2 separate regions of the Mus musculus genome follow, and region 2 is linked to region 1. The links are chromatin loops, found by intact Hi-C in ENCODE. Cell type or tissue: gastrocnemius. All regions are shown on one strand. Each heading gives the region's core, and the rest is flanking DNA. Links, peaks and the distances in the headings are about the cores only. Region 1 overlaps Il1r2 (interleukin 1 receptor, type II). Region 2 overlaps Il18rap (interleukin 18 receptor accessory protein).

The links. A loop is a pair of places that touch in the nucleus more often than their neighbours do. Peaks named below come from ENCODE experiments on the same cell type or tissue, not always from the same donor. Only the 100,000 strongest peaks of a DNase experiment are listed, where the experiment ranks them.
Region 2: it touches region 1 in a loop (11-fold over the local background); 31 of 42 quality-filtered maps call a loop at or near these places.

Annotation. Positions count from the first base shown.
Region 1 is chr1:40,111,540-40,119,539 of GRCm38, forward strand. Il1r2 (interleukin 1 receptor, type II) reads left to right here. Exons shown (of 9, transcript NM_010555.5): 4 at 416-596; 5 at 3,485-3,659; 6 at 6,416-6,478. Among named protein-coding and RNA genes, the nearest start is that of Gm16894, 30 kb to the left of the region's middle. In gastrocnemius, for the core only: CTCF peaks have their summits at 3,924 and 5,059 (motif pointing right); DNase peaks (open chromatin) are centred at 3,948, 5,077, 6,297 and 6,526.
Region 2 is chr1:40,544,537-40,560,920 of GRCm38, forward strand. Il18rap (interleukin 18 receptor accessory protein) reads left to right here. Exons shown (of 13, transcript NM_010553.4): 12 at 3,231-3,404; 13 at 4,089-7,169. The coding sequence ends at 4,552. Among named protein-coding and RNA genes, the nearest start is that of Slc9a4, 27 kb to the right of the region's middle. In gastrocnemius, for the core only: a CTCF peak has its summit at 323 (motif pointing left); DNase peaks (open chromatin) are centred at 321, 3,405 and 3,753.

The sequences.
Region 1 (8,000 bases), core at 1-8,000:
TTTCCAAATTAGTTGTTTTCTCCAAGTTCCTGCTATATAGTTTTGTTCGTGTTTTTTTTTAATTAAAAAAAATTTTTTTTTTTAAGAGTCCAAACACAAAGTTCTCAGCAGTCTTCTGAAACTAGAAATCAGTTGGTAAAGCATTCTTAGGGGGAATCTCAGTGCCCTGGGCTCGGGAATGAAGCTTCTGCAGTGGTCCTTCATGAAAGGCACAGGGCACACAGCTTGTAGATAGCAGTCAGGCGTGATGGTTTTGTATCACAAGAAGTTAAAAACTCGCAGGAGGTAAGCCGCACTCTTCAAGGCAGGGCAGACTGGGTATGGCGGGGGCAGGAAGCTGTTCTTACGTTCATTTGGTTTTGTATTTCTGTCTTTCCAATCATTGCCTTTTTCCTTTTTCTTAACAAACAATTAGAAACGCATCCCACTGTGAGCAAATGTCTGTGGAACTCAAGGTCTTTAAGAATACTGAAGCATCTCTGCCTCATGTCTCCTACTTGCAAATCTCAGCTCTCTCCACCACCGGGTTACTAGTGTGCCCTGACCTGAAAGAATTCATCTCCAGCAACGCTGATGGAAAGATACAGTGGTATAAGGTAATGCTTTCAAAATGCATATGCCACAAAAATATCTCAATGGTTGTAGAACACATATGTAAAAATCTATTTGAAGACAATATATTTGTGTAGACACATAGATAATTATGTATTTAGAAATATAAGATTAATTAAAATGGCGATGATTAGATTAGTATTTTATGGTTTGGATAAGGGTCATGCAGGCAGAGTGTGAAATGATTTCAGAGTCAATAGCTGCTAAAGAGCTTTTTGAGTGTCACTTGCCTAAAAATAACTAGGAAAAACTGCTCAAAACAACCCTGTTAATTTTTTACAAAAATTTTATATCCATGTTTAAGATATCTTTTTTATTTTTAAAGCACAAGGCAACTTTTGGGTTGCAGGAATAAATACTGTTGCAGTTTCTCCTTTGTATCCTTAAGAAAAGTAGCAAATATTTTATGGCTTCTCTGTGAGGTCATTGCTTTTTTTAGGAGACATTGTTGTTTACAACGCAGGCTGCAAATTATAGCCTAGAGCTATCATCTGTCTCTGTAACTCATCAAGTATGGAGAGTTTTCAGGTTTTAAATGCTTGAAAAAAAATGAAAAGAATACTCAAGTGCATGTGACCATTGACTAAGGCTCACACTCCCATGTCCATAAGCACATTTGTATCGGGGTTTCCGTTTACGTATTTTCTTTGTCTGTTCCACTGTGTAGTAAGACAGAGACCGTGTGGTCTATGTGGGCAATAAACTATGTCCCATCTGGCTCTTATCTGTAAGGACTTGCCCACCCCTGATGCAGACTATAGAGAGATGCTGAGAAGGCTTGTATTCCTTTAGTCATTGATAAGAGTTCGTCCTTTAATCAATAGGTCAACCAGCTGATCGTCAGTATTAACATCAAGATGTGTACACACACACATGCACATATGTATGTGCACATATTTATATACACCGTAGCAATGCAATGCTGGAAACTTTAAAATGCCTTCCTGAAAGTAGTTTGTGCCTATGGATAAGCCTGGGGAACCACAGAGAGCCTTCTCTTGGTTTAGAAAGAGCAGGCAGAGGACACATACAGAACTCCCCTGCAGAGGATGAAACATAGATCTGGAAACAATGTGTCTGGGTTAGAAACCTTCCTTCTTTTAGTTTGTTGCATTTGCTTCCTGTCTTGTAGCTGTTGCTGCCGTGAGCAGGATGCCCGGCTTCCTGGAACTGTTTTGAAGGCTAGGGATGGAGTACTGTGCATGCAGCCCCTGCACCATGCTTAATCAATGGGGCTGGCATGGGATGTTAACAATAGCCGCGCCTCCCACAGTCCCCCTGAGCATTGCTAAGTACTTACTCTGCTCCCCCTGTTCTCACCTCAGGGGCAGGGGCTGCTCACTTCTCCCCTCTCCAGAGGACAGGGACAGAAGAAACTGACTCAAAGTCTACGTTTATAGAGCAACTGTCATAATGTGCCCTGCATTCATATTTGTCTACTCAGGCTAGGAGCTGTGAGATTTCCCCCCTTTAATTAAGTATATTTTGAAGAAGGGCCATGGCAGTCTCTGAAAGCCTTGATCTCTGATCACATTTTTTTTTCTTTTAAAGATTTATTTCTTTATTATATGTAAGTACACTGTAGCTGTCTTCAGACACACCAGAAGAGGGCATCTGATCTCATTACAGATGGTTGTGAGCCACCATGTGGTTGCTGGGATTTGAACTCAGGATCTCTGGAAGAACAGAGCCATCTGAGCCATCTCTCTGGCCTCTGACCACATTTTATCTCCTCCACTCCCTCTCTCCTTTCCACCTAATCCCTCCTTCCCAACCAACCCCTCCTTCCCACCCCTCCCTTCTCCCCACTCCTTCCTCCTCCTTCCCACCCCTCTCCCTTCCCCCCCAATCCCTCCTCCCCACCCTCTTTCCTTTCCACCCCTCCCTCCTTTCCTCTTTTCTTCCTTATCACCCCTTCCCCCACCGTTGACAGGGTTTCTCCATGTAGTTGAGTCTGGCCTCAAGCTCACAGTCCTCCTGTCTCAGCTTCTCAAGTGCTGAGATTACAGGTACAAAATACCATGCGCAGGGTTCTCGTGTACTGAGGCTATGGAACACTCAAGATGTTTTTACCTGGCCTACTCCTTCCATTTTCCCTGGAGGCCTTGCTCCCGAGGGCTCTGTTTTGTCAAGAACCTCTAGGACTCTATGTCTTTATGAGAAGATGGACCCCATCTCTCCTATTTTTCTATTTACAAAATTTCCTTTCCTGTAGTAAGTCCTAAATTGAAATAATTTTTAGATAAATTCCTCCAACATGGTCTCTTCCAGCCCTAGGTTTTCATGTCTTCCTGGCTGTTTAGTAGTGATTTTCTTTTCTTTTTTCTTTTTTTTAAAACAATTTTTCATTAGATATTTTCTTCATTTACAATTCAAATGCTATCCCAAACGTCCCTTATACCCTCCCTGACCCTTCTCCAACCCACCTACTCCCGATTCCTGGCCCTTATATTCCCCTAGTAGTGATTGTTCTTGATACTGCTCATAGTCAGAAGAAGGCAGTTAGATCTTAAGTATATTTGTACTTAAATGGTTTAAAATAACTTAATCTTTAAAAAAATGTATTCTTTTTTTTTTCTAAATGGAGCAGGGGGGCACACCCATGTCACCCTAGAAGCCAGGAGGCTTAGGCAGGAGAATCAAGAGTTTAAGTCTAGTGTGGGCTACATGACAAGATTCCACCCTAAGGGGGAAAAATTGGTCATTTCTCTAACAATACAGCTAAAAATGCGCCACAAAGACAAAATGGCCAAAGTAAGTATATGCCAGGGAATCTCTTGGGTTGTAGATTCCACATCGATTGACAACAACACTCAATGTTCAAGAGCGATGTTATTCTATAATGTAACTCTCAGATGCATCTCCCCTCTAGGGCGCCATACTCTTGGATAAAGGCAATAAGGAATTTCTGAGTGCAGGAGACCCCACACGCCTATTGATATCCAACACGTCCATGGACGATGCAGGCTATTACAGATGTGTTATGACATTTACCTACAATGGCCAGGAATACAACATCACTAGGAATATTGAACTCCGGGTCAAAGGTAAATACATACCACCGAGGTACCTGTCTTGCTTGGTTCTAGAAGCAGCTTGATAATAAATTCAGGATCACCTAAAAATCCTCGAATGTCTTTGGCATGAAGGAAAAAGAAAAACATGTTTATCAACTATTCTAGATGTTACTAAACCACGAACAAGATACTTTAAGACGTATAAGGCAGGGAGTTCTAAGAGAAGGAGAGTTAATTCTTGGTCAGGAAAGGGATGAAAGCAGGTATTTGAAGGTTGCAATGCTAAAACTCACCACTAGAGGGGGTACAAACTAAGGCGTCCTGGGAAATGGAAGGTTCATGAGCTCTGAGCTGGTACGGACACTCTTGTCAAGCCTTAAAATATACTTCGGAGGGACTGAGAGTTTACTGCAGTGGTTCTAAACCTGTGGCTCACGACCTGTTTGGGAGGTCACCTATCCTTCATGTCAGGTATTTCCTATATAATTCGTAACAGTAGTAATTTACAGTTATAAAGTAGCAACTAAATAACTTTATGGCTGACATAAAATGTCCACATGAGGACCTGTATTAAAGGGTCACAGCTTTAGGAAGGGTGAGAACCACCATTTTACTAGGTTTTTGACCAGAGCGCTGAGCAGAGTGCCAATTGTGGCTCTTTGTACAGGCTGACTACTACCTGCCTGAGAGTTTGACAACAGAAACCTTCAAAATCTTGATTTTTTTCCAAGAATTGGCATATTTTCACCAGCATAATGAAATCTTGGATATAGGCACAAGTTTAAACATGAAATTAGTGTATGCTTCATATATATTTTTTACACATAACCCAAAGATAGTTTGATGTGATATTTTGTTTACATCTTTTTTTGAGACGGGGTCTTGGGCTATACTTGGTCCAGTGGCTATAAGCTGGCTTCTAACTAGAGAACGTACTGTAGCTCTTCCATGCAGAGGTAACTCATGACTGCCACCAGGTCGACTATCACAGTATTTTAATTAATTCTGTGCATTCAAACAAAGTCTTACAGTATGGAATTTCCCACGCACAGCATTATATTGTTGCTTAACAAGTTTCAGGTCTTAGAGTAACTCAGATTTTGCAAACCCAGAGAAACGATGCTCGGCCTATGCCAGGACAGATTATACGTGAAAAGAACGTGATAGGCAGAGCTGGCCAGTATTGAACAGTCGTTTAATGTAGTCGTTTACCCCCAACTCTTACATGCTGGAGAGGAAGCGAGGTGAAGGGAAAATAGAATCAAATATGTGAGCCCCAGAGACTCATTCGTGTCACTATCCTGCCTGAACCGAAGCCTCTGGCCTATATTTGTTTTCCTGTCCTGTGAGAAGAGAACAGGCTCACATCTTCTTGCTCAGTTCAGGGTGGTGTCTGAGAACGGGCTTCACCACTCGTCTGTGTGATACTGCACAGAAACACTAGGGGGCGGCAGACCTGCGTATTGTACCGAGTTGTGAAACTAGGGCCACACAGTGGTTCTTAAATGGGGCTGCCCTGTCTGGCCTCAGTGGGAGAGGAAGCACCTAGCTTTGCAGAGACTTGAAGTGCCAGGGTGGGGTGGGGGTGGGGGATACCAAGGGGCGGGGCAGCACCTGCTCAGAGGAAAAGGGGCTGGGGGGAGGGGGAGGGGTTGTGGGAGGGGGTGACCGGGATCAGGGCAGTAAGTTCGATGTAAAGTGAGTAAGTAAAATAAAATAAAATAAAATCAATCAGTCAATAAATCAAATCAAATTTGATGAGTTGCACACGAGATAATTTAAAAAAAGTGGGTCCTGAACCAGACACAGTAGAGTTACCTGAGGATTCATCACACACACAATCCTAGTGCTCCTCACACAGGGAAGGAAGATCTGAGTGCTCCTCACATGCGCAGTCTGACTGTAGCGCCCCCCCCCCCGCCCCCCGCCCCCCCCACCCCCCGCCCTCAGACTCCAGTAGTACCTGCACAGGAGACTCTAAGGTCCTATGCAGATCTGATAAATAGGCGCTTGGGAGCTGAGGTGCTGTAATCTATATTTCCCAAGCACTTTACCTTCAAGGCCGTGGTGTAGGCACACCCTGGTCTCATCTGGTGCTTACATGGTAACTTAAGTGCTTGCTTTTTTAGTAGTAGAAACAAGAACAAGAAAAATGGGTCCAGTTGAGGGATGGCTCCCAACCCTCTTCTCACTCCCCAGCTGGCTCCTTTGCTCCACTTCAGGTGCCCAGTTTCTTCAAGCTGGTTCGAATCCTTTGGAGGTCCACTCCAACCTCCCTAAGGAGTTAATATGACATCAGTGACCAAGGTGTGTCACTGAATTTAGTTCCCAGTATGGGATTGGTCTTCCACACAGATGGCTCTCTAACCCACTTTCCGACCCCCCCCTTGCTCCCCCCCCCCCCCCCCCCCCCGCCTGCTCTTGAAGACATGGCTCTTTAATCTTGAGGGAGGGCAAAACATGCTGTGGAGACCATAAGTGTGCATTCAGGAAGCCCGGGAGAGGAATAGCTAATTGTTCAACGCAGAGCAGATAACGAAGACCATCTGCCAGAAGAATGTGTAACCATGGCCTCGTCCGGGAATGCCTCTGCCGGGAAAAGCATTGGCTTAAGATGCTCAGTTTCATGGAGAGGCCCATTTCCTTTGCCAGACAGAGGCGGAATCTCACAATGTCTGCTCCCATGGGGGCAGGGCCACTTAATTAGCTAAATAAGCAAATCTGAATCTGTACTGGAAACCAAGGCGACCTCCTCATGCAATCTCTTTTCCGTTCTATCTTCTCAGGAACAACCACGGAACCCATCCCTGTGATCATTTCTCCCCTGGAGACAATACCAGCATCATTGGGTAAGGATCTACAAGAATTGTGTGGCCCACGAACCCATGGTGGTGCCTGAAACCATCAGAGGGTTTGGGACCTGTGCCAGCTGACCACATTATGCTTTTGGGTGCACAGTGCCTGAGTGAGGCCCACGAACCACACTATGTAGGGGCCTGACATGACCACCGAAGGGACCTTTGTCTTCAAGTATTGTTTGGCAGTATTGCCATTCTTTGAGAGCAATGATACTTTATTTCCTGAAAGTTAGACCCACAAAAACCTAAATGTTACGGGGAAAATAATTTGGTAATAGTTATTAACTGTAGGAAGGGGGTCCACAGAGTTGGCTGGCACCTTTAGTACATTCAACTTAATTCTCGTTCTCAATATTTAGCAGCTACTCAGAATTCCTATAAGACTCTCTTTGTCAAACAGAGCCAGCAGCGACTGCAGATAGTTCCCCGTGATTAGAGTAGCTGGTATATTCACCAATGGTATGATGAAAAGGGGTTTCTGTTTTTACCCCTGCTGATGCAGGACGTCTGGCCAACAGACTTGTTGGATGGTCCGTAGTGGGTGTCCAGTGAAGGCACATTAGTGAACTGTAGCGATCCTTTCTGAAGCTCATGGGAGGGAAGGGCTGCCCATGTACTGAGCATCTACTCTGCCTGGTGGGTGTGCATTTCATGTCAACACTGACTCTCTCCGAAGGTCTTATTTCTACTGTTTACCACAAGAAAAGCCTCCAAGGAGTGATAGAGATATAGTGTACTTCAGAAACTCGGGGCTGGGGTCAAGTTTGGCTGTAGATTTTGGTCTGTGTGCCCGGGAAACTGATGTGGACATACCTTCTCATATGCTTGTTTCTAATGATGCAGGTTTTAGAGTTCTTATGCTCATTCATCAAGTTCTGGCTTCAGAGTCCGTTTTAGTTTTTTATTTTAAAAGATTTATTTTTTTTATTAGGTATTTTCCTCATTTACATTTCCCAATGCTATACCAAAAGTCCCCATACCCACCCCCCACTCCTCTACCCACCCACTCCCCCCTTTTGGCCCTGGCGTTCCCCTGTACTGGGACATATAAAGTTTGCAAGTCCAATGGGCCTCTCTTTCCAGTGATGGCTGACTAGGCCATCTTTTGATACATACGCAGCTAGAGTCAAGAGCTCCGGGGTACTGGTTAGTTCATATTGTTGTTCCACCTATAGGGTTGCAGTTCCCTTTAGCTCCTTGGGTACTTTCTCTAGCTCCTCCATTGGGGGCCCTGTGATCCATCCAATAGCTGACTGTGAGCATACACTTCTGTGTTTGCTAGGCCCCGGCCTAGTCTCACAAGAGACAGCTATATCTGGGTCTTTTCAGCAAAATCTTGCTAGTGTGTGCAATGGTGTCAGCGTTTGGAAGCTGATTATGGGATGGATCCCTGGATATGGCAATCACTAGATGGTCCATCCTTTCATCACAGCTCCAAATTTTGTCTCTGTAACTCCTTCCATGGGTGTTTTGTTCCCAATTCTAAGAAGGGGCAAAGTGTCCACACTTTGGT
Region 2 (16,384 bases), core at 1-8,000, 430 kb after region 1:
ACACACACACACACACACACACACCTGAACCAAGCTAAGAAAACTAGAGAAATACATGCATTTCATCTTATTTTAGATCGATTATTGATAACATCCTTTGAGTTCCATATAAGCCAACAGTGTTTTCAGAATTTTTGTTTGTTTAATTAGCCTTTTATATTTGTATGGAACAAATTCACTGAACCCCCCCCCCCCTAAGATTCTAGAGTTTAACAAAGCAGAGTCAGTTGATAGGGATCATTTAATTTTGTCTCATGTGATTTCACTTCTTGGTGATTTGCTCAGAACTGGGTTCTGGAGCACAGTGATTCAGCGCCCTCTGCTGGTCAAACGGATATTTATTTACAAAATGAAAGCCCAAGAGTTCATTGTGAATGTCTAAACTTCATTTAGAAAGAAATAACACTAGGAGGACATGTGTAGGTCCTCTAACACCACACTCTGTAAATTCATTGCTAAATAAGTTTATCTTTTTTTTGTTTTGTTTTGTTTTCCATTTTTTATTAGGTATTTAGCTTATTTACATTTCCAATGCTATACCAAAAGTCCCCCATACCCACCCACCCCCACTCCCCTACACACCCACTCCCCCTTTTTGGCCCTGGCATTCCCCTGTACTGGGGCATACAGAGTTTACGTGTCCAATGGGCCTCTCTTTCCAGTGATGGCCGATTAGGCCATCTTTTGATACATATGCAGCTAGAGTCAAGAGCTCCGGGGTACTGGTTAGTTCATAATGTTGTTCCACCTATAGGGTTGCAGATCCCGTTAGCTCCTTGGGTTCTTTCTCTAGCTCCTCCATTGGGAGCCCTGTGATCCATCCATTAGCTGACTGTGAGCATCCACTTCTGTGTTTGCTAGGCTCCGGCATAGTCTCAGAAGAGATAGCTACATCTGGGTCCTTTCAATAAAATCTTGCTAGGGTATGCAATGGTGTTAGCGTTTGGATGCTGATTATGGGGTGGATCCCTGGATATGGCAGTCTCTACATGGTCCATCCTTTCATCTCAGCTCCAAACTTTGTCTCTGTAACTCCTTCCATGGGTGTTTTGTTGCCAATTCTAAGGAGGGGCATAGTGTCCACACTTCAGTCTTCATTCTTCTTGAGTTTCATGTGTTTAGCAAATTGTACCTTATATCTTGGGAATCCTAGGTTTGGGGCTAATATCCACTTATCAGTGAGTACATATTGTGTGAGTTCCTTTGTGAATGTGTTACCTCACTCAGGATGATGCCCTCCAGGTCCATCCATTTGCCTAGGAATTTCATAAATTCATTCTTTTTAATAGCTGAGTAGTACTCCATTGTGTAGATGTACCACATTTTCTGTATCCATTCCTCTGTTTTATCTTTTGATTTATAGAAAACTCTGGGGTTTTTACAAAACCCTGGGAGGGTCAGAGGTAGATATGGTGTGTTACACATTTTTATTTTTATTTTGCTTTTAAAATCATTTCTATTGATATTCATCCACCCTTCCTTTTACCCTTCCCCCTCCTCAGTAAAGTCAATCTCACTTTTTAACCCTTTCTGCGTACTGGCGTGTCCTACTATCCTCCTCTCTGGAACTTCTTCTTTACTCTTATCTCAAGGTCTCATCATTAAACACACCAGCACTTACCTACAGGCCACACCTCAGAGTCTCCTCCTTTCTATATGGGCAGTCGAGTACCTCACAAACTAGCTTCTATAGCTTTGGGGGCTCTGAGCCTCCTGTTTTATTTGTGGATGGTAGCCAATCCTCTGGGCATCTCTTTTAGCAAGCACACTGCTGAACGGCCTGAGACACTACTTGTGGCCTGAGACACTAGTTACATCTAACAACACTGTAGATGGAGGTTATGGAATGACCTGAAATATAAACTACAGCTGCTCCATCCCAAAACGTGTGAGTTAATGTGTGAGTTTTCTGTCTCTTCGAGGTAGTTTTTTTATTTCAGCATATCCCAACAAATCTTCCTGATAATATTATCAACAGAAGTACAAGAGACCTGTACAGTGTCCTAAGACTACTTCTATAAATGTAGCTTCTCAAATATAAGGGGAGGGCTGTGTGAGAGCCAGAGACTCTGGTCTGGCATATTTGCTACCTCATGCAACCATTCCTGCAAGGGGAACTCGACTGATCTCACCTCACAAGGAGATACAAGTACTGTCGTCACTTGACACAGCCCTTCATGACAAGGGTACATTCAGATACATGTACCCTTAGGCTACTTTTCTTTGTAGAAACAAAATATAGTGGGCTTGTATAAACCTAGACAGTATAAACTACGACACAGTAGGCTGTGGACTCTCTGGAGAGTGTGTGTATATAAGCCTATCACTACACAGTGGGTACTATATATGCAAATACATAGATAAAGCCCAACTACTCCCAGGTTGTGATGAGCAAAACAACCAACACCCAGTTAAGCAGAAGAGAACATTTATCCAATTGTGAGACTTGTTAACTGCCAGGTACGTGAGGCTGCTGATGGTGTTGTAGGGCAAACAGTGTTTAGAAGCGGTAGTGTGTTCCACAGCCATGGCAAGCCAAGTGCAACAAATGGAGAGCCGGTGATATAGTCACGTGCTATATACGGGCCATGGCCGGAGAGATATGCTTCTGCATATTGTGCACATAGAGGACCATACCAGCATTACTGCACATGGGAGAAATATTATGGGCTGTAGTGCCGTGAGGACTACAGCAGCCATGGGCAATAGGAGTCACCTGTGTGTTGTTAACTTATAGGACCTCCACTGCAATGCACCCACTGTTAACTGAACCATCCAATGCTGTTGCATGGCTAAAAGTGTGCCACTATCTCCCGATGGGTACTGGATCCAGATCTTAACAGCACTTGATTTCTGGTTATTATCACGCTTTAACGGAGCAGACTCCTCTTTGATGTGTGACTAATGAGCTAGAAACACTGCAGATACAAAGAATGATGCCCTCCCGAGCACACAAGATTCAATCACGGGAGGCCCCAGCTGTTTGATCTGTCCCCTGCAGAGACACAGGGGTACTTCATACGCTAATCATTGGGTTTCATAGGGACAATCAAAACCACTCCGTGGTGTGATTTTAAAATGGATGCATCTGCTGGCTTTGCTTTTAATTCCTTTTTGTAAGGATCCCAAATCTTATTTCTTTTCCATTTAGCATACGCTCCAAGCATCTGTATATATCATGATAGTTACTAAAAAGGACTTTGGTTTTGTTTGTTGTTCCCTTTCCTTAGATAAGAAGGAATTCGATGCATTTGTATCCTACTCGAATTGGAGCTCTCCTGAGACTGACGCCGTGGGATCTCTGAGTGAGGAACACCTGGCTCTGAATCTTTTCCCGGAAGTGCTAGAAGACACCTATGGGTACAGATTGTGTTTGCTTGACCGAGATGTGACCCCAGGAGGAGGTAGGTCTTGCCTGCCAAGGAACCAATTAGAACACAAAGAGTAACCCCCTGGAGCCCAGAGCGTCATCTGTCGTGCCTTCATTATGATACATGCCTTCTGTGTTTACATTTCTTTTCATGAGCTAGGTCATCTTGGACGAGAACAGAGAAAACTGTGCTCCAGAGACATGCTCTGTCTTCTAAAAATATCTATTTTCAGGGAAATAATAAATAATAAACGGCCCTGGGAAAACCACCTAGGATTTCCCTGGATTCTGCCTGGGAAATAACCACCTTCATCTTGAACAGATCGCCTTTCTGGCTTCTAGAACTCTGCTCCAGCAGGAGGCATAGCAGGCCTCTAAGATGGATGTCACACATGACCCATCCAAGCCTCAAATGGCCTGCTAGCCTTCCCTGCCCCCATACTTCCACAAGTAGCTTGAGATATACCAGACCCCCAGTCATATTCCGACGTGATTTGGGTTGTTTAGGTGGTGATTAAAGGTGGCAGGAGACAGGAACAGTTGGTAGGCATTAGCACATATCTTCAACAGCTCAGAGTGTGGGCGGGTCCTTTCTCCTTATGTCTTTGCCCAAGAGTATCCAAGTTAGAAGAAACCCTCCAGGCATCTCTGGAAGGTTCAAACTTGTTGTGACTCAGATTTTCTATCAGTTGAAAGTCATTGATTTATTTGTTTCCAGTGTATGCAGATGACATTGTGAGCATCATTAAGAAAAGCCGAAGAGGAATATTTATCCTGAGTCCCAGCTACCTCAATGGACCCCGTGTCTTTGAGCTACAAGCAGCAGTGAATCTTGCCTTGGTTGATCAGACACTGAAGTTGATTTTAATTAAGTTCTGTTCCTTCCAAGAGCCAGAATCTCTTCCTTACCTTGTCAAAAAGGCTCTGCGGGTTCTCCCCACAGTCACATGGAAAGGCTTGAAGTCGGTCCACGCCAGTTCCAGGTTCTGGACCCAAATTCGTTACCACATGCCTGTGAAGAACTCCAACAGGTTTATGTTCAACGGGCTCAGAATTTTCCTGAAGGGCTTTTCCCCTGAAAAGGACCTAGTGACACAGAAACCCCTGGAAGGAATGCCCAAGTCTGGGAATGACCACGGAGCTCAGAACCTCCTTCTCTACAGTGACCAGAAGAGGTGCTGATGGGTAGAACTTGCTGTGTGGATCAGGCTGATAGAAATTGAGCCTTTCTGCTCTCAGTGCCAAGCAAGCTTGACAGGCAGTGGAATGAAGCGGCATCTGTGGTTTTAGGGTCTGGGTTCCTGGAACAGACACAGAGCAATACTCCAGACCTCTGCCGTGTGCTTAGCACACATTTCCCTGAGAGTTCCCAAGTAGCCTGAACAGAATCAACAGAAATAGCTCCATGGGCTGTCCAACATTCATGCACGCATGCCTGTTTTGCACTATATATATGAATTTATCATACGTTTGTGTGTGTATATGCATTCAGATAAATAGGATTTTATTTTGTTCGATACGAGTGATTGAAACTCCATCTAAAGCCCTTCTGTAAAGAAATTTTGCTGCATGTTTATTCATCAATTCTATAGAGGAGAAATATAGAAGGTGAGACAGAACATATGATCTCCTGGGTCCCTACAGGACCCACTTGAAGGCATGAACTAGGTATATGTTTCTAGACCTGCAGGTGAACAACATGCATGGTATCTGTTGTTGGCAGAAAATATCACGACTCACAAATGAATTTAGTGAGCTCATCCTGTGTCCAAGCTTCGAAAGGTCCAATATAGAATGGTGGTCATTCCCCTTGTGTCTAAGGGGCTGGGTGAGAGTTGTGCTTTCTTTCCTACTCACTACCATAAGCGAAAGTCACATCACAAGTCACTAGTGCCAGAAAAAAAAAATACATCAACACTCAGAGGGTCAAAAATTTGAGTCAAGTTCTTCCAAATTGTATATAACAGAGAGGACAGAGCCCTCCTCTTGGCTGGAACACTCTTTACAGGATTCAGATTTAGGAATGGGATAGAACTAATTACGATATCTCCTTGTTTCCTTGGCTAGAGACCTTACCCGAGTCTCTGCAAGTAGAGACTAATTTGTCCCAGATCATTAGTCCAATTAAGACAAAGAATGGGTTTGTAGTTGTCTACAACCTAGAGAGGCAGCAATTATGAAGCAGAGTGTGGGGCATAAGGGCACCCATTTGTTGACAAGCAGCAAGAATACAACAGATGCCATAGCTTTGCATGTCATTTGCCTGCTGAGAGTGGTATCCTGTATGGACACTGATTGGCCGAGTGGTCTTAGGGGAAGTCTTCCTTAGTAACAAGATGATGTGTTTAAGGGCTGGGTCGTCGTTTTGATTAACAAAGTGAATTTGATGCTCATGACTTGGTCTATAGCTGAAACAGGGTTTGAGTTGATGTGGCTGTTTATGCCCTTTGAACACCACCTTTCCTGATGGAACAGGGTGGCTCATCATGTGAGCAGTGAAGGCAGCACCTCATGAACTGGCTCCCACATCATGAGTCACATCCCCTGAGAACCAAATGAGGTCCACAGGCAGAGTGGGTTATCCACTGACATCTGACCCATTGGTGTCTGTGTGAATTGCTCTTCTGATCCTCCTTCGCAGAAGAACCACATCATAAAAACCACTTTGGCTTTGGCACTAACCAGCATCCTGGCTGGAAATCTCAAAGCTAAAGAGGAACCAAAGAGCATAAATTATCCCTGGAGGAAGTTTTTGTGGGAAGGACCACTGTGGGATCGCAGTGGGGAGGAACCCACACTTGTTGAACCACTGTGCCCTGGCTCTGGCCAGGCTTCCTGGGTTTCTTGTTAGCCTCTCTCAGAGATCATAGACTCAGAAACCTCTTCTGGCCAGTGCAGCCAGGTTTATCTTGTTCCAAGATAACTGAGCTCCCAAGCATTTGGCTTTACAGTGCCTCAGACTTGTACAAATATGAAAGCAGAAATAGCCAGTCCATGTTTATAGAATGTCTTCTTTTCCATAGCTAGGTCCAGTGAGATGACAGGTATGCATTTGGGACAAACTGTTATTAATATTTATGCCTTGCATATCAACTAAAACAAGAGGAATAATCAAGACAAAATTCCTGTGTTTGCAAGACTTTGGCTGAGCAGCTAGGCTCAGCAGAATGAAAGCAAAGCCACGTTTTCTGGCTGCACCATCTAGATGAGGAGGCCATGTATCTTGTCTATTGCTTCACATACATTGAACAAATACAATGGTAACCATGCTTTATTTCGGTATAAGAAAGCATCACCATTTGAGTATGGATGGCACCCTTCTAGGACACACTGCAGACCTTTCCTTATGGACCCTATATGGTCTCCCAGACAGTTCTCAGAGAGAAAGTTCTCAACATTCATGTTATTCCAAGGTCAATACCTCAAGTAATATAAAATAAATGCCCACAGTCCTGACTACTGGTTTGTTTTATGCCAGCTTAATACAAGCTAAATCAGTTTGGAAGAAGGAACATTGGCAGAGAGAGAGCCCCCACTAGATTGGACTATGGACAAGCCTGTGGTACATTGTCTTGATTCATGATCAATGTGGGGGGTCACAGCTCACTGTGTACAGTGTCACCCCTGGGCTGGTGGCCCTGGATGCTATGAGTAAGCAGGGTAAATAAGCCATAAATAGGAAACCAGTAAGCAGCACTTTTCCATGGCTCTGCTTCAGTTCCTGTGCCCAGATTCCTGGCTTGTACTCCCTGGACAATGGACCTGAGAATTGTAAGACTGAATAAACCCTTTCCTTCTCAATTTGCTGTTTTATCTCATGGTGTTTTATCTCACTAATAGAAACCCTAACAGAGACACTATCCTCATCAGAGCTATACCATCTGGAGACATGCATAGAAAAAAATCACTTTGAGGGCTGGTGAAACAATTCAGTAGGTGAAACACTTTCAGTGCACCCTGGTGACCTACTACAATTTCTGGATCCCACCTAAAGTCATAAGGAGAACAAATTCTCAATGTTTCCTCTGGCCTCCCTGCATGCCATATCGTGTACAAGTGTGCACACTCTCTCCCCATCTCCCATCCATTCACAGGACAATGATAAATAACATTAAACTTTAAGATGGCAAAAAAATCAATCAGAAGTATCTGAAAAGTGAACAAAAAGAGGTGGGTTAGAGAAAAATAAGAATCTAAAGCTTATTGATTTTTCCCCAGTTTCTACTGATGTAGACTTAGTCAGCCCAAGTCTTACAAGAGGGCATGAGGGCTGACCACAGAGCTGCAGATGAAGTGTGAAGACTGAAGAAGGATTCCCTAGCCTTTCTTTCTCTTAGATTTTCTCATTCCTTCCCTGGGTCCCTGACCAGACCTTACGAAATCCAGTGTTTGAAGTGAGAATGCCACTAGATACTCGGGAATTTATTTCTCCAAGAAATGAGAACTGTCCCCTTAGGTATAAGAATTTGGAGTCTCTATAGAGTGTAATGAACCCCTGTTGATCCTTTTTTCTCTGTGTCCTTTTGCAATTGAGATGCACATAGAGCAGTGAAGTTAATAGTCTCCAGTCCTGGCTAGAAACCTGCTAAGAGGAGGAAAGGAAACCTACAAAACTCAAAAGACAGTACAGATCTCGCAGACAGAGGCTACAAGATTATTTATAACTCCAGGGCTCATCAGCAAGCTGAGTCTGATGTTGAATGTGCTACCATATGCATTGAGAACTGAGCCATAGAACTGCCACACTTCCAGATAGGCCGCTGGAGATGCATTTGGTGCATGCCTTTCATCCTAGCACTCAGGAGGTAGAGACAGGTGGATATCTGTGTGTTTAAGACCAGCTTGGTCTACATAGTGTGTTCTTAAAATGCCATGACTACAGAATGAGACCATGTCTCAAAACACAACAAAACAAAGCAAAGTGTGCCATTGGAAGATGAGTGTTGAAGGATTGGTCCCTGTCTTAGTCAGGGTTTCTATTCCTGCACAAACATCATGACCAAGAAGCAGTTGGGGAGGAAAGGGTTTATTCGGCTTACACTTCCATACTGCTGTTCATCACCAAAGGAAGTCAGGACTGGAACTCAAGCAGGTCAGGAAGCAGGAGCTGATGCAGAGGCCATGGAGGGATGTTCTTTACTGGCTTGCCTCCCCTGGCTTGCTCAGCCTGCTCTCTTATAGAACCCAAGACTACCTACCAGCCCTGGGATGGTCCCACCCACAAGGGGCCCTTCCCCCTTGATCACTAATTGAGAAAATGCCTTAGAGTTGGATCTCATGGAGGCATTTCCTCAACTGAAGCTCCTTTCTCTGTGATAACCCCAGCTGTGTCATGTTGACACAAAACTAGCCAGTACAATTGACCCCTTGTCAACTTGACACACAAACACATCACTAGTAAGCCTCAACCCTTACATTCTTATTCATCCCCAAGATCTAACTAACTTTAAAAGTCCCACAGTCTTTACATATTCTTAAAATTTCAATCTCTTTAAAATATCCATCTCTTTTAAAATCCAAAGTCTTTTTACAATTAAAGTCTCTTAACTGTGGGCTCCACTAAAACAGTTTCTTCCTTCAAGAGGGAAAATATCAGGGCACAGCCACAATCAAAAGCAAAAGTCAATCTCCAACCGTCCAATGTCTGGGATCCAACTTACGATCTTCTGGGCTCCTCCAAGGGCTTGGGTCACTTCTCCAGCCATGCCATTTGTAGCACATGCGTCATCCTCTAGGCTCCAGATGCCTGTACTCCACTGCTGCTGCTGCTCTTGGTGGTCATCTCATGGTACTGGCATCTCCAAAACACTGCATGACCCCTTCAGTCCTGGGCCATCAATTGCAACTGAGGCTGCACTTTCACCAATGGCCTTCCATGGCCTCTCACAGTGCCAAGCCTCAGCTGCTCTGCTCAACTCCTTCATGCCTTCAAAACCAGTACCACCTGGGTGACCCTTACACATTACCAAGTCCAGCCACAGCACAAGGTACAACTTTGGCTATATCTGGAACACAGCCACTGTGCTCTCAGAAAACACTTACCAGAAGATGTCACTTCAATGATGCTGGTCTCTTCTTAATGACCGCCAATTTCTTAGCTCCAGCTAACCAGCATCAATAGTCCCAGTAATGCAAAGTTTTTGCTTTAGTAGTTCTGGTATCTTGTTTATCACAGCTGATTCTTCAGCCCCAGCTAACCAGAACTACAGAATCTTCACAATCAAAACAACAATGGCCCTGAAAAGAGTCTTTAATTTTCCCTCTGAAATTTCACAAGCCAGACCTCCATCTTCTGCACTGTTCTCAACATTATCTTCCAAGCTCCTACACAACATCCCACAGAGCTCTTAACAATGAATGGATCTTCAAGACCAAAGTTCCAAAGTCCTTCCACAGACCTCCCCAAAACATGGTCAGGTTGTCACAGGAATACCCCACTCCTGGTACCAATTTGTCTTAGTCAGGGTTTCTATTCCTGCACAAACATCATGACCAAGAAGCAGTTGGGGAGGAAAGGGTTTATTCGGCTTACACTTCCACACTGCTGTTCATCACCAAAGGAAGTCAGGACTGGAACTCAAGCAGGTCAGGAAGCAGGAGCTGATGCAGAGGCCATGGAGGGATGTTCTTTACTGGCTTGCCTCCCCTGGCTTGCTCAGCCTGCTCTCTTATAGAACCCAAGACTACCTACCAGCCCTGGGATGGTCCCACCCACAAGGGGCCCTTCCCCCTTGATCACTAATTGAGAAAATGCCTTAGAGTTGGATCTCATGGAGGCATTTCCTCAACTGAAGCTCCTTTCTCTGTGATAACCCCAGCTGTGTCAAGTTGACACAAAACTAGCCAGTACAGTCCCAAATACTACTACTCTGCAGCCACGGTTTGACTGGAGTTTGTGACCTTTCTCTCAATTTTCTGCCAAAACAACAACAAAAGACATGAAGCTACAAAACACAGCATATAAGACAGTGCTTAGGCAATCCATATAACCATGAGGACAGGGAGATATCTCAGCAGTCAGTTTTGGTTGCACACCTGAGAAGACCAGTGTGATGGATAGCTTCATGTCAAGTTGACACAAGCAAGAGTCATGGGAAAGGAAGGAAACTCAGTTGAGAAAATGTTTCTGTAAGATCCAGCTGCAGGCATTTTCTTGATTAGTGATTGATGCGGGAGGGGCCAGCTTATGCAGGTCAGGCCATACCTGGTCTGGTGGTCCTGGGTTCTAAAAGAAAGCAGGCTAAGCAAATCATAGGAAGAAAGCAGTAAACAGCACCCCTCCACAACCTCTGCATCAGTGCCTGCCTCTAGCTTATGCCCTGTTTGAGATTCTGTCAGGGCTTCCTTCAATGATCTACTACAATGTGAAAGACTAATTTCAATAAACCCTTTCCTCCCTAACTTGCTTTTTGGTCATGGTGTCTCATTGCAACAACAGTAATCCTAACTAAGACAGCCAGAGTTTGAATACCCAGCTCATATATAAAGACTGGGGCATATGTGGCAGCCATCTTTAATCTTGGCACTCTGGAGACAGAGGATCTCCAAACAGGCTGGTAGCCAGGCTAGCTGGATTCTTCAGGTGCTGGGTTGCTGGGGGGGGGGGGGGGGAGAGCGAGAGAGTGAGAGAGAGAGAGAGAGAGACAGAGAGAGACAGAGAGAGAGAGAGAGCAACTGCCTCAGTATATATAAAAATCAGATTATCAAGGAAGACTCTCAATAAGGACTCTGAATCTTCATACATATAGGCATATATACACAGGCATGCACACACAGGAACATACACACATATGCCTGCACATGTGTGTGTACTGAATAAATGTGAATTTTAAACATACATTTAAAAAAACAGTTATTATATTTATGAAAATGTTTTCAGTGTGGGTACAAATAGTTAACCACAACCTAGAGGAGCTAGGGCAGGGACTATCTAGCAATAAACCATGTACAACTAACTTATGGAGGTGAAACAGACTTATAGAAGAATGAGAAAGTAATACAATACTGTGCTTTAATTCGGTGGACTGTCACTAAAAGAAATCAACAAAAATTCAAACATTGCTAAAACACAGTACATGGTGGGATACTATTCAACCCATGTCACAACATGGATGAATATAGAGAACATATTAGGTTAGGAAACCAAAACAAACAAAAACCTAGTGATGAGAAGACAAACACTAAACACTTACATGAAGAATCTAAAATAGTCAAAATCCTAGGATCAAAGGCTGGAGTGGAACTTACCACAACTTGGAGGACAGGGTCAACTTGAACGCAGTGTCAGTCCAGGGTGGGAGAGGAGTCATTGCAGGAAAGCAGTGTCAGTCCAGGGAAATAAACGACATCTGGTGGTCTGCTTTGCCATGTTGCAAGTATAGAAATGAACACTGGTTGCAAACCTGGAATTGGACAGCTAGGTACATCTAATGCTAACTGTTCACACTACAGCAAAACTGTAAAAGATTAAACAGTAAAAATCCCCCACAAAAAAACACCAAAAAGAGGAAAAAAATAAGATGAAATAATACAAGGAAATAAATAGGATTGTAGTCATAAAATGGTAGACAGACTCTATACATATTGACATTCATATTAAATATCCAATGCCTAAACAATAATTAAAGGCATATTATTAATAAGACTTTTTTGAATGAAACAATTTGTTTTTAATGAAGGCTTTCCTTTATAATAGGTAAAAAAGAAACATAATTGTAAGCGGGTAGATATAAATATATTGACACTAATTAACACATAGTTGAAACATTCACATGGACATCAGGTAGAAAGAGTTACCAGGATACAGATAGATGTCACATTCTGAGAACAAAATAGCTTTCTACAAAAACACAACAGTAAGAAAGCAGCCCAGAGATGGCACTACCCACAATGGGCTTAGCCCCCTGGACCACTCTGCCCTATTGACCACTAATCAAGAAAATACCCTACAGATGGATAAAAAACTTCAGCAAAGTGGCCAGATATAAAATTAACTCAAATAAATTAGTAGCCTTCCTTTATACAACGGATAAATGAGCTGAGAAAGAAATTAGGGAAACAATTCCCTTCACAATAGCCACAAATAATATAAAATATCTTGGGGTAACTCTGACCAAGTAAGTGAATGGCCTGTATGATAATAACTTCAAGTCTCTCAAGAAAGAAATCAAAGATCTCAGAAAATGGAGAGATCTCCCATGCTCATGGATTGGCAGAAATAACATAGTAAAGATGGCCATCCTACCAAAGGCAATCTACAGATTCAATGCAATCCCCATCAAAATCCCAATACAATTCTTCAAAGACAAGGAAAGAGCCAGTTAGACCAGCACCATTTACTAAAGATGCTTTATTTTTCCATTGTATATTTTTGGTGTCTTTGTCAAAGATCAAGTGACCGTAAGCGTGTGGCTTTATTTCTAGGTCTTCAATTCTATTCCATTGATCAATGTGTCTGTCTCTGTACCAGTACCATGCAGTTTTTTATCACCATTGCTCTGTAGTACAGCTTGAGGTCAGGCATGGTGATTCTCCCAGCTGCTCTTTTATTGTTAAGAATTGTTCTCACTATTCTGTTTTTGTTTGTTTGTTTGTTTGTTTTGGTTTTTTGGCCTTTCCAGATGAATTTGTCCAGAAATAGGGGACATACCTGTGATCTAACTTTTGAGGCTGGAAGGGCACAGGCTTTTGATCCATATCTTGAAGAATAGTGGCCATGAAAAGCTTTAATTCAGGCATGTTAGTACTTGCCTTGGAGACAAAGCCAAGCAGATATCTGAGTTCAAGGCTAGCCTGCTGCAGAGCAAGTTCTAGGTAAAGAAAATGTTATGGAAACCTGAGGATCACAGCATTCAAGATGGTGAACACTGCCTAAAAACTGAAGATGGACTTAAAGAAGTAGATTAAAATAATTAGCCAAAAAAGACATCTTTTCCTAAGTAAGAACTATTCACCTTTTGAATATAACTCAAATTTCTCTAAGAACTACAGAGGAAAGAAACAAAAATAAGAACAAAGATCAAATCCACAAATTCTAGACTTCGGAAAGTTTTCACTTTTCCTTTCCATCTCATCTGTGACTTTAAACTTTGCTCAGGAGAAACAAACACTGTTTTTTTTTTTAAGTTAATAGAGAAATCATTCAGTAAATAAATAAATATTTACTGTCAGTAAAAACAAAACCCAAAAACTACAAGTATCTCCAATAATTATGTTAAGTTTCTTTTTTTCCCCTTTCTTACTGGTATAAAAGAAAGTTTTTAATTTATATTTCAGTAATATAAATTTCAGCATTTCTGTGGAAAGTCATCCTGAGTGAGGTAACCTAATCACAAAAGAACACACATGATATGCACTCACTGATAAGTGGATATTAGCCAGAAGTTCGGAATACCCAAGATAAAATTCACAATCCACATGAAACTCAAGAAGAAGGAAGATCAAAGCGTGGATAATTTGATCTTTCTTAGAAGGGGGAACAAAATACCCACAGAAAGAGTTACAGAGACAAAGTGTGGAGCTGAAGAAATGACCATCCAGAGACTGCCCCACCTGGGGATCCATCCCATATACAATCACCAAACCCAGACACTATTGTGGATGCCAAAAAGTGCTTGCTGACAGGAGCCTGATACAGCTGTCTCCTAAGAGGCTCTGCCAGTCCCTGACAAATACAGAAGTGGATGCTCACAGCCATCCATTGGACTTGATTATCTCTTGATAATGTAATGTAATGGGCACAGGGTCCCCAATGAAGGAGCTAGAGAAAGAACCCAAGGAGCTGAAGGGGTTTTCAGCCCCATAGGAGGAACAACAATATGAACTAACCAGTACCCCTAGAGCACTCAGGAACTAAACCACTAACCAAAGATTACACATGGTGGGACTCATGATTCCAGCTCCATATGTAGCAGAGGATGGCCTAGTTGGTCATCAATGGGAGGAAAGGCCCTTGGTCCTGTGAAGGCTTTATGCCCCGATGTAGTATAATGCCAGGGCCAGGAAGCAGGAGTGGGTGGGTTGGTGAGCAGGGGGAGAGAGGAGGGGAGGGGGCTTTTCAGAGGGGAAACCAGGAAAGGGGCTAACATTTGATATGTAAATAAAGAAAATATCTAATAAAAACATTTAAATATGAAGCAATTGTCTAATTCCTGACAGTATTCCTAAGCTATTAACATGGATGACAGATTACCTTTAGCAAGCCTAATTATTGCTATACTTTAGTCAATAACAAAAGGTCAAAAAAATAGACAAAACATAGCAGTGGATTAAAGATGAGGTGATCATCAGGATTGAGAGTTAGAAAAGATTATAAGATAAATGCCATCAAAATACAATATATGTATACATAATTTACACATTAATAGAATATACATAGATTATAAAATTACATGTAAATAGAATACAGTTATATATAAAGAATATATATTATATATAAGGTATATATACATGTATATATGTGTATATATATATATATATATATATACTTAAGTCTAGACATGTTGGTACATGCTTTTAATCCCAGCATTTAGATGACAGAGCCATGCAGATCTCTGAGTTCAAGGTGTATCTACAGAGCAAGTTGCAGGACAACCAAGCTTAAGTGGTGAACAAGTTGGAGAAGAGAAATCTCTTGATAATGTAATAGAACAAGGGTGGCCATGTTCCAGGCACATCAAGCAACAGAACTCAGCATGTGTGGCTCTGGCTATGTGGCTCTGGCTTTAAAATCCAGAATAGAAGGGACTACTGGGACATTTAATAGTGGTTAGCTGGGGCTTAGAGATTAGCAATGATTAAGATGTGAAATCTTCTGGGAAGTGTTTTCTGAGAGCACAAAGAAGCTGTGTATTAGACAGCCAAGGTTATATCTCATGCCGCAGCTGTACTTGGTAATGTGAAAGAATCACCCAGGTGGTGCTGGTTTTGAAGGCATGAAGGGGTTGTACCAGCTGGTTTGGGGTCTTATTTTGGTCCAGTAATTCTTCACTTTGAAGTTTTGGAATGGTAATGTATATCCTGTGATGTTGGAGTTACGTGATCTGCTTTCTTGGTTTTCATTTTGTAGATGATTATTACAGTTAAGTGATTGGATAAATCTCAGAAGATATTTTGAACTTTGGAATTCTAACATTGTTGAGGGTGCTATAGAGTGTAGGACTTTTGAAGTTGGACTAAATGTACTTTGCATTATGCTATGGCCCCCACAGACTCAGGTGTTTGAACAAGCCTATGGGGACCAGGTAGTAGAATGTGGTGGTTTGAATATACTTGGCCAAGGGAGTGGTGCTATTAGGAGTTGTGGACTTGTTGGAATAAGTGTGGCCTTGTTGGAGGAGTTGTGTAATTGTGGGGGTGGTCTTTGACACTCTCTTTCTAGCTGTCCATGAGACAGTTTCTCCTGGCAGCAGTCAGATCAAGACGCAGAATTCATGAAGACCAGCATCATGCCTACCTGGATGCTGCCATACTTCCTGCCATGATGATAATGGCCTGAACCTCTGAGCCTGTAATCCAGCTCCTACTAAATGTTGTCCCCTTATAAGAATTTCCTTGGTCATGGCATCTCTTCTTAACTATAGAAACCCTAAGACAACTGGAGTTGTTGAATATGCATGGGCCCAGGGAATGACACTATTACTAGGTGTGGCCTTGTTGGAAGAAGTGTGTCATTGTTGGGGTGGGCTTTGTGACCCTCCTCCTAGTTGCCCGAAAGGCAAAAGTCTTCTTCTGTTTGCCTTCAGAACAAGATGTAGAACTCTTAGGTCCTCCAGTGCCATGCCAGCCTCAATTAAATGTCCTTTATAAGAGCTGCCTTGGTCATTGTGTCTCTTTACAAAAATGGAAGCCTAACTAAGACAATGGTATTAGCCAGTGCATGGAAGCTGGCTTAAAATTAAGTCTTTCAATGCAACCCTCCACTGTAAGAAAGAAAAGCCATGGGATCAAACCAAACAATTCCAAAACAGTATTTGACAAAATTCCCAGCAATCCATTCAGAAACTTTCAGGTACT